Regions from separate parts of the Mus musculus genome. Here region 1 is linked to region 2. Evidence: chromatin loops called from intact Hi-C (ENCODE). Cell type or tissue: heart. All regions are shown on one strand. Links, peaks and the distances in the headings refer to the core of each region. The heading gives the core; the rest is flanking DNA.

What was found. A loop is a pair of places that touch in the nucleus more often than their neighbours do. Peaks named below come from ENCODE experiments on the same cell type or tissue, not always from the same donor. Only the 100,000 strongest peaks of a DNase experiment are listed, where the experiment ranks them.
Region 1: a loop joins it to region 2, with 2.8 times the contacts of the local background. A loop is called at or near these places in 3 of 42 quality-filtered maps.

Annotation. Positions count from the first base shown.
Region 1 is chr1:33,018,909-33,027,241 of GRCm38, forward strand. No RefSeq gene overlaps it. Among named protein-coding and RNA genes, the nearest start is that of Gm39616, 150 kb to the right of the region's middle. In heart, for the core only: a CTCF peak has its summit at 4,170 (motif pointing left); no DNase peak of the experiment used is centred there.
Region 2 is chr1:32,170,662-32,178,994 of GRCm38, forward strand. It overlaps Khdrbs2 (KH domain containing, RNA binding, signal transduction associated 2), which reads left to right and starts at 2,061. Exons shown (of 9, transcript NM_133235.3): 1 at 2,061-2,347. The coding sequence starts at 2,257. In heart, for the core only: a CTCF peak has its summit at 4,031 (motif pointing right); a DNase peak (open chromatin) is centred at 2,000; H3K4me3 peaks cover 1,072 bases; H3K27ac peaks cover 252 bases; H3K27me3 peaks cover 1,086 bases.

The DNA.
Region 1 (8,333 bases), core at 1,238-6,237, 850 kb after region 2:
AATCTAGGTCTAGGTTCTCAGGTGTGTTGGGGTTCCCTGGACTGGGCCAAGTGGGTGTGCTGGGTTCTGGTGATGGTGAGTGGTCTTGGTTCCTGTTAGTAAGATTCCTCCGTTTACCTTTCGCCATCTGGTAATCTCTGGAGTTAGTAGTTATAGTTGACTCTGTTTAGAGATTGTTCTTCTGGTGATTCTGTTACCGTCTATCAGCAGACCTGGGAGACAGATTCTCTCCTCTGAGTTTCAGTGCTCAGAGCACTCTCTGCTGGCAAGCTCTCTTACAGGGAAGGTGCGCAGATATCTTGTATTTGGACCTCCTCCTGGCCGAAGAAGAAGGCCCAAAACAGGACCTTTCTCAGACACTGTGTTGCTTTGGCAGTTCCCAGGTGGTACAGACTCTCACCTAAGCAGACTAAATTCCTAAGTTCCTTGGAGTCCCGGGACCAAGATGGCGACCGCTGCTGCTGTGGCTTAGGTCGCCTCCCCAGCCGGGCGGGCACCTGTCCTCTGGTCCGGAAGGTGGCCGGCTGTCCCCGGCCCACACAGGGTGCTGCCTCAGCGCCTCTGTGCTTCTGCCTGTTCCAGAGGCTGTCAGGTTCTCTGGCGCACCCTCTCACCTGTTCAGACTAATTTCCTAAGTTCGGCGGGTCCCGGACCAAGATGGCGACCGCTGCTGCTGTGGCTTAGGCCGCCTCCCCAGCCGGGTGGGCACCTGTCCTCTGGTCCGGAAGGTGGCCGGCTGTCCCCGGCCCACGCAGGGTGCTGTCTCAGCGCCTCTGTGCTTCCGCCTGTTCCAGAAGCTGTCAGGTTCTCTGGCGCACCCTCTCACCTGTTCAGACTAATTTCCTAAGTTCGGCGGGTCCCGGACCAAGATGGCGACCGCTGCTGCTGTGGCTTAGGTCGCCTCCCCAGCCGGCGGGCACCTGTCCTCCGGTCCGGAAGGTGGCCGGCTGTCCCCGGCCCACACAGGGTGCTGCCTCAGCCCCTCTGTGCTTCTGCCTGTTCCAGAGGCTGTCAGGTTCTCTGGCGCACCCTCTCACCTGTTCAGACTAATTTCCTAAGTTCGGCGGGTCCCGGACCAAGATGGCGACCGCTGCTGCTGTGGCTTAGGCCGCCTCCCCAGCCGGGTGGGCACCTGTCCTCTGGTCCGGAAGGTGGCCGGCTGTCCCCGGCCCACGCAGGGTGCTGCCTCAGCGCCTCTGTGCTTCCGCCTGTTCCAGAAGCTGTCGGGATCTCTGGCGCACCCTCTCACCTGTTCAGACTAATTTCCTAAGTTCGGCGGGTCCCGGACCAAGATCTCCTCAACCAAACTTAATCCTATATCTTCCTCTCTTCTATAATTTCCTTTTAAATAGAGGTAAAACGAGTCTTAGTGCTTTTCTACAAAACATTTCCATTTATGTGCAAGCATAGCTTTTAAAAAGTAGGTAAGCAAAATCTCAAATAAGTATTTGTTTCCCCCTGTTAAAGAATTCATGTATGAAATGCATCACTTGTCCAAGTGACTGTTCTGCTGGGTTGTTACTGTCATCATGTTAATAAGTATTTTATTTGGGGATGGGGTTCTCACCACGCATGCAGACTGGTTTGGAAACCATTATCTAGACTAAGTTAGCCTTGAGCTCACAGAGATCTGCCTGTCTCTGTTTCTGCCTCCCAAGTACTGGGATTAATGGTGGGCACCACTAGTCTGGCAAGAAATCATTTTTAATAGAGTGTATTTTCATCTTTCTCCATAATTTATTCGGTAGCTATAGATGCTAAGTTACCAATTAACCATCAATGATTTTTTTTTTTTGCAACTTACGTCTAAAGTTCTCTAAACAAGTTTGTTCTTTCAACTATATGGTAAGACTTTGGATAAGACTCAGATTTTATGACCATAGAATTAGTTTTTAAGATGTTAGTAATACTTAGAATTTTTTTGCATTTCCACTTATTTCATAGAAAATGAAACTCAAAACTAATAAAGTGTAAATAATAAGCTGGAAGTAGCACAGATTGTAAGGAGAACCAGCGCAGGAGTCAAGCCTTGTAACCACCAGACAAATGCACTTTATCCCATGCTCCCCACCCTAGTTCAAGCCCACACTCAGGGATGCTCAGTTCTACCAGGAAACCAGCCTCACACCAAATCCCACTCTCCTACCTATCTACTTGTTACTCGAGTTGTAAGGCTTGCAACCAGGTACCTTTTTCCACTGAGTCATCTCCACTACCCTTTTAATTTTTATTTTTTTTTATTAGCTTAAAATGTGATGGGTTTCCTAAGGCTTTTACTTTTTCATACATCTCTAGCTTTGGTTACTTCATCTCTCCCTTTTATTGAGATTTGATCTGTTACTATGTAGTATAATACTAAATTCTATACCCAAAGGTCTAGACCTGCAAGTGACTTCTCACGTTTACAAGCTTTGGTTGTGCAAATCTTGTGCTTTGATTTAAAACTATTGGTTAAATAAAATTGGGTACAGCCAATTACTGGAGGGATTAGTGGTAGGTGGGTTTGGAGTGACCTTGTTGGAGAAGGAAGAAGGGAGGAAGAGAAAGGAAGCCGCCATGAGGGGAGATTGACGATGAACACATGGCCAAGAGAAGCAGCAAGCATCTAGGCACATCTATTGAGAGGTAGCCAGGCCAGCAGTTAGAAGAGTAGATTAGGGGCTGCGCATCAGTGGCGCATGCCTTTAATCCCAGTACTTGGGAGGCAGAGGCAGGCAGATTTCTGAGTTAAAGGCCAGCCTGGTCTACAGAGTGAGCTCCAGGACACAGGGCAATACAGAAAAACCCTGCCTTGAAAAACAAAAAACAAAAAACAAACCAAAAAAGAACAAAAACAAAAAACAGAAAACAAAAAACAAAAAAAAAAGTAAATTAGGGCTTATCCACCAGTAATTGTCAAAGCCAAATAAAATAACCATAGTCTGAGTCTCATTTATTTGTAAGTTGGTAAGGGATAAACTTAAATTGTTTGTATTACATCCTCTCCTTACTTCAATTATGCTTCCTTAAAAAAAAAGTGGTCAGTGCTATCTGTAATTTCTCATGCTATTCTGCATGCTATTATAGTATATAAATATAGATATAGACATTGATATACATATACACGTACAAGTATATACAAATGTGTACATGTTATATATTATATAATATATAATAGTATATATTAACATTACATATATATTATATAGACATATGTAATGTTAATATATAGTACATTATCAATTATATTGATATATAATTACATACATTATTAATATTAGATATACTATATTATATACTGTATTAATATATAATAAATCATTTTGTTAATATATAACATAATATATGTAATATTATTATATGTAATATATAATTCACTACCATGTTTTCCTTTTATACTTATTGAAAAGCTGTATATGGAGAATTTTGAACATAATCTTCATTCTAAGCAAATGATTCCCATCTAGTCTTTACTATGAATGGCAAATCCATTCTTCTAGAAACAGGCAATTATCAGTAGCATTATTACTATTACTTTTATTACCAATACCTATTCACTGAGTTGGACTAGCTCTTTGTTTCACGCATTTCCACTTTCAAGATGTAGCACCTGTATTTTCCATTTCTTCAGTCTTATTAATTGAGAATTCGGTTTGATTTAGAAGGTGATTAATTGTTTCATTAGGTAGCTGTTCTCGGGTAATAAGACAAAAATATTTCTCTGCAAGCTAGGTGTCACTAAGTAAATTAGGTCAGAATTCATCAAACTGTGGTACAACCACACATGCAAGAGGTGTAACACTAATGAATGTATTATGTCAGGAGGCTAAAGAGCTATGACAGGCACGCTTGTACTTCCCTTGGGCATTTCGTTGTCGGGTATGATCTCTGCAGTCTGCACAAGAGAAGAGTAATATTTTTGAGAAATTTGGAAACAGCAGCTAGTAATAAAAGCATCTTGAAGGCAGATCATGATGAAAATAGCAAACGAAGAAGGCTTTTTTCCGATAGCCTGACAGGCAGACAGAAAAAGAGGGGAGCCATGGCTAGACAATAAAGATGTCAAACATCCAAGATGGCCTCTTCTTCACCTTCCCAACTTGAGGCAAGGCTGGCTGCTTTTTTTAAAAAAAAAAAAAAAAAAAAAAAGGCCTAGTGAGCCCCCTAGTGGTTGACTGGCTCTACAAGTTTAAAGGTGAATCGGGACATGTTTACACAATGGTTGTATGCCACCCTGTCTTTCTTCAAACTAACTAACCCTAAATTAGGGAAGGAAGACCCTTCAATTATTTAAACAAACGGTCCTCAATGGGAGGGTTGGCTTGGACTTCCCAATACCAACCTTTGCTTTCCATAGGCTCTCTTTATGTGCTTGCTGTGTGCATAAACACAAGGCGATTTTGTAAAAGTTAATCAAAGCTTCCCTAATCTTTGCTTCCTAAGAATTTATATTCTAAAACAGTAGTGCTGAATGCAAAAGGCAGCAACCTGATTTGTGCAAGTAGGACTTTATGATAGTGTTTTACTATTCAAGAGTATTTTCTTGTTTTAATTTATTTTTATTAGATATTTTATTTATTTACATTTCAAATGTTATCCCCTTTTCTATTCCCCTTTTCCCTCCAAAAACCCCGTATTCCATCCCCCCCTCCTCCTGCTCACCAACCAACCCACTCATTCCCACTTCCTAGCCCTGGCATTCCACTATACTGAGACATAGAACCTTCACAGGACCAACGGCCTCTTCTCCAATTGATGACCGACTAGGCCATCCTCTGCTACAAAGAGTCCCACCATGTGTTTTCTTTGGTTGGTGGTTTAGTCACAGGGAGCTCTGGGGGCACTGGTTAGTTCGTATTGTTGTTCATCCCATGGGGTTGCAAACCCCTTCAGTTCCTTGGGTCCTTTCTCTAGCTCCTTCATTTGGGGACCCTGTGATCTGTCCAATGGATGGCTGTGACCATCCACTTCTGTATTTCTCAGGCACTGTCAGAGCCTCTCAGGAGACAGCTATATCAGGCTCCTGTTAGCAAACTCTTGTTGGTATCCACAATAGAGTCTGGGTTTGGTGATTGTATATGGGATGGATCCCCAGGTGGGGCAGTCTCTGCATGGTCATTCCTTTAGTCTCTGCTCCACACTTTGTCTCTGTAACTCCTTCCATGGGTGTTTTGTTCCCCCTTCTAAGAAGGATCAAAGTATCCACACTTTGGTTTTCCTTCTTCTTGAGTTTCATGTGTTTTGTGACTCAATGCAGGGACTGGTAATGTAGCTCATTGGTGAGGTGCTTGCTAACCCACAGACCAGACTCCTGAGAGCCTTCCCAATTTGGACTCCTTCTGAGCCACTTCTGTTCTCTGTAATTTAATCTAGAATCAGTCAAAGAAAGAAGTAATTTTACTGCACAGCAGGGATATTCTTACATAGAGCAATTTGCAAAGGGACTAACTACAGCCCTTTATTGATGTCAACAAAGACTCTATGGCAATAAAACTCTCTAGTCTGAGTGTAAATGAACATATACTAATAGCTCAACTTCTCGCTATTAAATAAAGTGTCTGTAGGGGGTTAAAGTTTTTAAGTGAACACCTCTCTAATCAATGCATTCCCATACATCAGGCAATGCTAATAGGCTGTGTACTTCATGGTCAGTGTGGGGGCCGTTGCATAAAATTCTCTAATTTACATAAAAGCAAGTAAGACAATGATATGGGAAAGACTGACCTGTAAATTATTAAAAAAAAAAAAAAGACCACAACTGAAAATAAAGTGGAAAGCAAAAGCAAAGCCTTTAGCATCAAAGGAGAGACAAGATAAGTCATTGTTACACTTCCCTCCTATTAAAATGAATACTAAGTAAACTAGCACATTTCCTTCAATGCTTACTGCTGAAGATTAAGTATTACTACAACGAACATTTAGAAGCCATCTACAATCATCTTTAGATGTCTTTTCTTTCCTTCTATCATGTCCAATTCTCCTTATATTCAACCAGCTGCATTTCCTCCATAGGAAAGGGTTTCCAAATAGAAAACATGTATAAGATCTGAGTATGAGGAGTCTAAATTAATATTTAATAACATATGCTCTGAGTAATAAAAATACTCATTAAATCCAAGTGGAAATTTACCAGAAGCCCCGGTGCACCTTCCAGAGTCCCGCACATTTTCTTGTTACAGCTTTCACTTAGTATGCGGTAATATTCATACTTCCCTGAAGTAAGTACTACATAACATGAATTGTTTTAGGTTGAGAGTCAAAGCCATTTGCTCAAGCCGAATGAAACTATTTCATGCAACAAGGCCACAGTTTGCCCAGCCATTTTCAGAAACACATTTAAATGCTCTAATGTCCCTATGGATTTTTTTTTCCCCTCCAGTGAATTAGATCCAAGTTAATGCGACCCATTAAGTGTACTTTAGTTGAATCTCTTAACTGAGTTTCTCCAAGTTGTTCTCTCTCAGATGCCTTTTGAGATTTTTTATTTGTTCCATCAGAGTCGCTTTGAATTAAAGCTTTTGTTGCTCTATGAAATGCACCCATGACAAGGCAGAAATACCTGACAATATTTAGAGGTTAAGTAGATATGATCCGCTGCTGACCGCGTGCACCACTGGATGAGAATGCCATCTGATGCACGGTCTAATCTGCTGTGACATTCAAGTTTTTAAGTGATGCTCAAGGAGACGGAAGGCTTAACTCTGCACGTATCCCAGTGTGCACTGGTCCTCTGTCTGTTAACTTGCTAATGAACCATGATTGAGTAAAGTAATGAAGAGTTTACAGAAAGCCCCAGGAAACCAATTTCCAATTTTGCAACCAGCAGGCTTTAACTTCACTTCAGCCCTTGCTAATTTTGTCTGAGAGCAGACTTGGGTACTAAATGCCATCCACGCTTTGTGCTCAGACAGACTTTTCTAATCCCTATAACTTGTCTATTAATGAATGTCTCTTTGTCCAGTCCATTTTACTTCTTTGTTAATAAACAGGTAGAGTAGGCAAAAATTGTTATAAAAAATTTAGTCATTTTGAAGATTGGAAACATTACAAAGAATTACTACATGTCTGACCTATTATAAAAACAAGAAACTAAATGGAATTAATGCATACAGATGATTTATAATTAGCTTTAACAAAATTTTATAAACAGTTTTATATATACACACATATATAGTCACATGTATATACATACATATACATATGCATACATGGGATTAAAATTATATTTTAACACTATTCAAGAGAAGAAATATATTCATTATAATTTTTTGACCTAATAAACCATAATCTAATCTTTTAAAATATACATTACACTTTCAAAATAATATTTAAATGTCATCACAGAACTTGTGCAAACTAGAGCTAACTCCTGTGTCAGATACTAATTAACACTCCCTATAAGGTTCCTTATGCATTTTGATTGATGTGGCATTTCTCTCTCTAGCTGCAGTTGTCCAGTGTCTCCTGCTTATTAAAAACTGACTAAAGTAAATTTCCTTGTGTGTAGTAGAATCTTTAAAATTGACTGTGCTCTGCCTTAAAGAAGGGTAGGAAAACCTGTCTGTAATGACTTAAGAAGGTTGTGTTCATGAAAAAAATAAAACTGGGCAATTTAATACCACCATGGAAACTATGGTCCATAAACACAAGGCAGGTGAACAAGCCAGGTTTCTTCCAGACAAGGCTAAAATCTTGTAACTGAGTGCCATAGCAAGGAATTGGAGTAATCTCTCTGCTTATTCTTGTTCTATTACTTCCACCTCTGAAAGTGTGATCCCTCTTTGTCAAGAAACCCTACTGGTTAAATAAATCAAGGAAACAGGGAGCTGTCAATAGCTTTTCAAAATGGGACTTGTGCCATTCAATTAGATTAACGGTGTAGGGAGAGGCTCCCTTCTTTCTCTGATGTAAAGGTGAGGAATGTAAAGGGTACTATGTATGCACTGCATGGGAGACTGCCTCTAGCATTCTGGTTATAACATTGTTATCTCTGAAATCCTCTGCCACTTGTTCCAGCTCGGTGAAGACTGCAGGCCTCATGGGGATAAAATCTAAATGCTTCAGTGGCACTGAAAGACCCACACGCCCATCAGCATTAGCAAAGCTGGACATTTCTTTTGGCTTTTTCCTCTTTGGGAGAGATGCCTATTTTACATGATATTACGTGGAAAGGAAAGGTGTGCAAATTCCCAAGCCTATGTGTTTTAAATCACCTCTTGCAAATTTTAAATCCTATTCAAGATTTCACCATTCCAGGTTTGTCCAGGGTCTGGTCTAATAAGCGCTGACACTCTGCTCGGTTTAATTAACAATGAACAGACAGGGTGATGCACTGAAGCGGGGCTATGTAGTGC
Region 2 (8,333 bases), core at 1,097-6,096:
TTTATAATGTGTATATCCCACTAGTGTGGCAAGATAAGCTGAATAAATTTCTTGGATGTTCATAGGATATGTAAAAGAAATAAATATGTGTCTTCTACATTCACCACAGAACATATTCTGTAGAATATGTGCCTTATGCATCATTTGGATACTAATTGACTTGTGACATTTTTCTTAATAAACCACTTTTGAAATAATGGTACAATAAGCAAAATTGAATCTTAAATTGTCTTTCAGGACTAGAACTCAGGTTGAAAATCAATTAAGGTATGATTGAGTCTTCCTAGCATCAGAAGAGGGAAGCATATAAATAGTTATAATTTATTTATGTATAACCACACATATTCTATTCAACAATAATTTATTTATAGGTTATCAATTTATTTACATTTGTATTTATAAGATAAAATATTTAATGCACAGTTTTGATGGCCTCAAAATATATGAGTCAGGGGAGAACGCAGTGATTTGGAGTCACCTACTGGGAACATATGGATTTGAATGTGGATGAGGGCACCCCTCCAGGGTATTTGGGTTTTTGCCTTTGGTTGCTAATCCTCTGGAGGTGAATAATAAGAATATTGGTTTCTAAGGGTCAATATAGCTTATTTTTATTTTGTGATGTCCATTATGTACTAAATACACAAAGTACTCTACAGATTAGGATTATGTGTAGTCTAGTATTATTTCTGACATTTGTCATGTGTTTCTGGTTCTCTTTGTCATCACTCATTAGAAAGCATCCCCGTGAGAGAAAACACAACACAGTATGTCTATCTCATTTGGCAATTATTCAAGTCCAGTCTCTAGACCCTTTTCAATACTTTTAAACACTAATTGGATGTATGCACAGTCTAAAAGTGTCTAGCATATGGGAGAGTAGGGTAAACCCTGCTGTCTGAAGCTTCATACTACTTACATTTGAATTTTAGCCTCAGCTTTAGCATAGCTATGAGGTATATTACACCGACTACAGAAGCAAAACCTGGTATCTCTGGGTTGCTCAGTGTTTTTCTGAGCTGGAGTGAGTTATCTCATGGATGTGAAACATGTTAACTTTTTAAAATGTCATACAAAAATCAATATAACATCCTAATTTCACCTAAAATAAATACTTAGGTAACACTGTGGACAGAATAAGAGAAATTAGGAAACTCCCAGCAGGTTTTATATACTGGGAAAGTTGTCCCAGGTGAATGGGTGGTAGAAATATTGACAAGGGATTGTTTGGGAAAAGATAATTTTAAAGAAAGAATCATTTCATTTTAAGTAGACAAGGTACAGCTCAGGGGTCCCATCTGGAAGGGAAGGGTACCTCCCTTATCCCTCCTTCCTTGGCGATGATTCTTGTGGGTAAAATACTCATTTAAATAAAGGTGGGGCATATACAAAGTAGTTCAGCAGCATTCCCATGGCAGCGAAAGAGACCCTGATGTCTAAAATAGGAGAACATCAGAGCGACAGAAGTTAGGCATCATCTAGCTTCTTTCATTCACAATTCTCCCCGCTAAGTTTACACAGTGAGTGAATTTTGCACCATAAGAATGGGTGGATCCCTAGAACTAATTCTGTATCACGGGCAAGGTACACTGGAAGCGTTTTGCTCTACTACAGAATCCAGGCACTTCTTCATTTGTACATTAGTGGACATCCTTCTGCCCCAAGATATAGGTCATGGGAAACACAGCCCACATTTTGTCTCAGATTTCCAACCTTGCCCAAGAGTCTGCGATCATCCAGGGGAGAGACACCTGTGCCTTGGAGACCTAGGTGAAGTGCTCAGCCTCTGTGCTCATGGGGCACACATTCTTGCTCTCTCATCCTCGTGCCTGCCTGGCAGCCCGCACCCACTCCACAGCACTGGCCAGGCCTGAGAACACGGCGGGCTAAGGCGGCCAGGAGAGTGCGCTTGCACTTCGCACACCCCTCCCCTCCGCAGCAGCCTCCTGCCACTCAGGCGACTCGACTTGCGGCCCCGCCCAATGATAGTCCATAGTCTCCGCGTGCGCCCCGCCCTCGGACCCCGCTTCCAATAGGAAGCCGGCGGGGTTGGGCCGCACGGGCATCCTCTCCAGCTGAGGCCACGGCCGGAGCCTGGCTGGGGCGCGGGAGAGGCAGGTACCAGCGCGGTCTGCGCAGCCCCAGGCGCTAGAGCTGCGCTCTACGGTGGAAGAACGGTTCCCGGGGGAGCCAGGGACCAAGGCGTCGGAGCGGGCGGAAATTGCGCCTGACCGGGCACGGTCCGAAGTCCGCGCTATGGGAGAAGAGAAATACTTGCCTGAGCTGATGGCAGAGAAGGATAGCCTGGATCCATCTTTTGTGCACGCGTCGCGCCTTCTGGCGGAAGGTAGGACCGGCTGGGCTCCTGCCAGCCCCGGCAAGGCGAAGTTGGGGAGGGCAATCTCTCAGCTGGGCAGAAACTGTCCCTGAGAGCCCTTTCCTAATGCAGGAGGCACAGTGCTGGATGCCTGGCTCCTCGGAGGCTCAATTAGCCCTGAGGTCTAATGGCAGAGTGATGCGACCTGTTAGGGTCCTGGACAGGGAAACTAGCAAGTGTCAGGTGATCCACCGGGACCTTGTTACTTTGCAGAAGCCAGCAAAATCAGTTCAGGAGTAAATGCGATCCATGGAGTGTTCTGAGAGTATCTTGGTCACAGATTAACGTTATTATATATTTATTTATTTATAATATATATTTTTCCTTCTGCGTTTCAAAGTGATTTTGATAGCTTTTAATAGGTATTTTCCCTGGAAAGTCTTAGAATTATTCAACAATAAAGTATGCATGTTCGTATATTTATGTGAGCGTGGTAAGCAGAGGCTAAAGTGCTTATAAATGTAATCGAAACGTGATGATTGGGTACTATGCAAGATACTGGTCCCTAGGAACGCTCCATAATTGATCAACTGATTTTTAAACCAGGTGTGCGTTTTCTTTTGTGTACCTGTGATGTAGCAGAGATTCAGTTCCCAGAGGAACATCTATGTCTTGCCTTTTGCATTGCTTTGAAAGGTCGTTTGAAAAAAAAGGTACACATGAAAACTTCTCCGTCAGAAATATTAACCCAATATAGTTCCATATATGTGAAACAATGGTAGCAACTGAAGACATCCAGGATACCTGGTACCCTGCACTCTCCTATTTAACACAACTGCAGAATTTTTAGATGAATGTTTTATTAATAATGAAGTGCTTCATCATCAAACTGGCTAGAGTGTAGCTTTGTAGCCTGAGGTCTTACCCACTAGAAGAATCAGTGACATCTTTCTCTCAGCATGCCCCTCAGCATTAAGATACTTTTGAGATTTACTTGTGTATCATAGAAAGATTTTTACTCCTCATACGATTCAGAGACATTAGATGCATTTTGGCATTTTTAGTGGTTGCTATTTATTATAACCTATAATAACAAAGTATCTCATGAAAGACTGCCAGGAAAAAATGTGGAATGTGAAATACTTATCCTGTTTTCAAGGGAAAAGCTGGCTTTGTAGAGTAGTTAGGCAGTGAAATGCAATCATGTTTACCACTACCTAATAATCAAGTCATAATAAATTAAACTGAAATACTAAAGTTACGAACAGTACTCTTCTCTCCTGTTGGAGAGCAACTGCATATTGGAAAATAATGACTCAATAAACATGAACAGATTTAAAATGTGTTCTTTGATTTGTTTGCTTCAGTCAGTTCTTCAGAAGTATTTCCATTCAGTGTACAATGAAAGAAGATTCAAAATCTTCTCTGACCTGGAGCTCTCTTTGGGACAGATGGCTCAATAATTAGCTCATTTAATAATTTAATAATTTAATAATTAGCTCAATTAATGTGTATTAATTGTATTTCTAAAACTTACAGAACTAAGAGATGTAGATAAAAGTCTTACCAGGGTGAGATGCATGAGTATTTTTGACCAGTAAAAGAGTTAGGAGACCACGAAGTATCTGGTTTCCTGCTGATTTTTTCTTTCCCAAACACTAGATTTCTTCAGATTTAGGAAATCATTCTAATGTACCTTGTAATTTAATTTTTTCCCAGCAGGGGGAAGCATGGCCTGCTTTTGTAATGGGTTATTTTAAAAAGCTCAGGACTAGAAAGGCATCTCAGTAAGAAACAAAGAGGGTGCCTAAATTTCAGAGAATTCCTAATGAGAAAAGAGAGAAAGAGAAGGAAAGAGGTGGCGGCAGTAATCCTAGAGTAGTCAGATAGTTCCATAAAAAGATGCACAGGGCCGCCATCACTTCTGTAACTGTACACATGCTTACTAGAGTGTAAGGTAAGCGTGCTTTGGAGTCTCAGCGAATCATAATGCACATGTTGCATTATAGATTTTTTTCCATTGTCTTCTCAAAGGCCATTTGTGAGGGTTTCTAGGATCACTGTAGAGATTTTATTTCTCATACCTGGAAATGCTGCGTTTGAAGGCATCGGCTATAAATAAACCTGACACAGATACTCAAATGGAAGGAAAGTGCACACTGGAGTGCATGTCAGCAGTGCTGGGCAGACAGTCTTGAGACTGAGGGGGGCAGTAAGAATGATCTAGATGATTCCATTCTTTGGAATGAGTTTCGAGAGGCAGAGATATAAAGCAGGGAGCTCTCACAATGGCTTACTTTGCTTTCTGGTTAGTGATAGATACCAGCCTCTCCTTAGTTGTGCCTGCTTCTTTAAGCGTACAAGGCTGTGGGGCTTTGAATAACTTTTGTTGTTGTTCTTTTCATTGTATTTTATTTCATTTCTTTCTGTTTTGTATTTTCAGTAGGGGTCATACAAAAATAATTAAAAGACAATAATTTATGATTTTGACTATTAGTTATAGCAGATTTTGAATAATATGTGTTAAGGGGTTTGTATAATGCATAACTTCCCTGCTGTAATTACAGTTTTATGTAGTTGGCCATTTGTTATGGAAGGTGTTTCTGAATCTGCTCACGGGACAAACCCAGCATGATTCTGAAAGTTCTGGCGCAGGTCGGATTCTGCTTTAGCCTTGGAGTCACATGAGGCTATTTGTATCTATGCTACCTTAATTTGATTCCATGCTTATTTAGCCGAATTTTGTAAGTTTTCCTTCCCTGGTCCCAGTTTTCTTGTCTCAAAGAAAATAGTGAGACTAGGAGATCCTAATGTTTCCAGAATTCTTATTCACTCCCAGATGCCCTCTGCTGAGAAGAGTGATGTTTTCGGATTCTGAACAGAAAAAAAAAAAAAAGAAAGAAAGAAAGAAAGAAAAAAGTCAATAGCTGAACATTTTTGGTATTTTTCCATTCCTTCCCAGTATAAGTAAATATAGTAATAATACATTTCTTTCACCATAGCATGATTTGAGGCATGTACACGATGCTGTATAGTGGAGACAGATTCATGCTCTTAATTCTATTGAACTACTTTGAAGGCTTGGGTCTTGTATGTGAAGTACCTGTGTGAACATATGCTTGTTTTTGATTGAACATGCTGGGTGGCAGATTCATACTTCTTGATTCAATTGCAGCATTTAATACTTTCTGAAGTATTATTCAATTCAAGTAAAGATGATTCAGACAAGGCTTTCTACTCTGCATTCTTCACAAATATTAACGGATTAACCAATGTTTTAGCTAATTAGTGGGGAGGAAAAATCAAAGATTAACAAAATAGTTTTGAGCTACTCTAGGACTCTTGGTGACAGACTTGGCCTGACAACTGTAGTTAACCTTTATGTTTACAGATGCATATGGGTTTTTAAGTGTGGGAAGATGGCATCCATTTGTATTTATCACAAATGATAACGTATCAAAACCGAGCTGGATTTAAATTCTCAGTAAGGATCACTTTAAAATTTAGATCATATTCCCTAAATGTTCTCCGCAGAGCCAGGCACAATGGTTAAGTCATGGAACTTATCGACCCTATGCCTAAAATCATCTTCTGGCTAAGAAAAAAAAATCTACTCATGCAACTATTTCAGTGGACTTTCCTCTTGATGAATCTAATGTTTTTTTTTTTTTCCTCTCTGTTGATATTGTATAATCCTATTTACATTTTGAAAATAAAAACAAACATGGGCATAGATTAAATTCTTGATATCTTCAGTCTGCAGTCTAACCAATGAATAACGTAGTAAAACAATGCGTTTTAGCAATGAACAATCTGGTACTGAGTACTGACCCCTGCACAGGCTGCGCTGACGCGAAGATGCGTCTGCTTTCCTGTATGGTACTCTTTTTTTTTTTTTTTTTTCCTATCTGTAAAATGGGAAATGCAATGCGGATCAGAGAGACAATTTGAGGTAAGTATTTTTGCTTACAGTAAGAAGGGGAGAATTTTATATAAATATAAGAAACACATTTCTTTAGCATTTGAACATGTCTGCTTAACCACATTTGAGACTGGATTTGATAAGAATAGGAAAATAATTCCTACTTTGCTATTTGAATCAATGCTGAATAAAAATTTAACTCATAAACAAAATGAGAAAACAGATTTTCATGATTGCAGGGAGAGATTTTTTTTTAATGCCCCTTCCCATCAATGGTTACTTCTCAGGCTAGTTTTTTTTTTTTTCTTTTCTTTTCTTTTTTCTTTCAATGATGACATCAGATCTCATCAAGCATCTTCAGCTTACAATGCCTTCCCACTTAGCAGCTTCCTGGGTCTCTGTGTATATGCTCTGTTGTGTTCCTTACTTCCTACCACATTCAGATTACATGCCCTTCACATACAGACTTCCTATTCATGCTTCCATACTCCATGTCCATCTGACATACAGACCCCCTACCCTCACATGCAGACCCCCATGCTCATCCTAACAGGCAGATCCCATGGCCATCATCACATGAAGATCTCATGTTCATCCTCACATGTAGATTTTAATTGGGCTTACTTCTGTAAACAGACACATGACCAAGGCAACTCTTATAAGGACAACATTATTTGGGGCTGGTTTATAGGTTCAGAGGTTCGGTCCATTATCATCAAGGTGGAAGCATGGGAGCATCTAAGTAGGCATGGTGCAGGAGCAGCTGAGAGTCCTACATCTTCATCTGAAGGCTGCTAGTGGGACTGACAGCAGCTAGGAAGAGGGTCTGAAGCCCATGCCCACAGTGACACACTTACTCCAACAAGGCCACACCTACTCCAATGAGGCCAAACCTCCTAATAGTGCCACTCCCTGGGCCAAGCATATACAAACCATTATACAGACCCAATGTCCGTCCTCATGTGCAGATCCCATGTCTATCCCTTTATTTGCTCCATGTGCATCCTTACATGCAGATCATATGTCTGTCTGCACATGCAGACCCCATGTTCACCCTTTTATGTAGGCTCCATGTCCATCCTCATCTTCTTGTAATAACAACAGCTGATTATGTTCTTTCAGCGTCAACATCTACATCACCAGTGCTTCCCATGCACACTGAGGTTGTTTCGGAGACAAAGTTCTTTCCTTGGGTCCCCCACTTCTATTTATTCTTGTAACTGCCTTTTCAACATGAATAACTTAAAAAAATAGAATGTGTCTCACTTGCAAAAGTAATAATATTAATCTTTCTTGACACTTATCCTCCCTTGTGTCTTTCAAGTGTCTGATGTTATCAATCTGCATCTGGTTCCCTCATTTTTCTTATTTTATTTTCTCGAAACCCTTCAGTCTAGCCTGTGTCTTCAATATTGTCCTAAAACAGTCACTCTACTGTCGGAGTCACCCCTAACAGCTGTGTCCAGTTTCTCTCTACTTTCCCCCTACCCATTGGGCCTGTAATTCCTACTGTTGATACTCTCGCAGGGTCCGTCTCCTCCCTTTGCTTGTGCAGCTGGCCATGGCTGGGTTCACCTTCTTTTTAGACACTTCTGCCTCTCAGTCCACTTCAATAAATACTGTATTTCACAAGGATTCATCTAAAGTGGAATTTTGACTAGCACATGCTTTTTAAACTAATTTCTTTTTTCTGAAACATGTAGTTCATACTCTTTGACACTCTTACTACATATCTCCTTTGCAGTCTTATCTTTTGATCCTTTCAGCTTGATTTATCTCACCTGGAACAAATAATTCACTTCCCTATGGCCACTCTCCTCATCCTTACCTGTCCACCCCAAGGCTGCTCTACATGGTTTCTGTTTTCTCAAGATCACTGATGTCAATTCATCATTCCAGGGTGGACTGGTCCATATCAGTAGACTGCACTCATAACGCACAGCAAATTATCAGCATTGAATCAACTGTATCCACTATGAAAGCTGTTCAGATAGTGCTTTTCAGCCCACTCACAGAAAGTTTTTCTTCAGCCGACTTCAGAAGCTTCCCCTGGGGGCCTCTTTCCTATGCCATCTGGCATGATATATAGTTGTC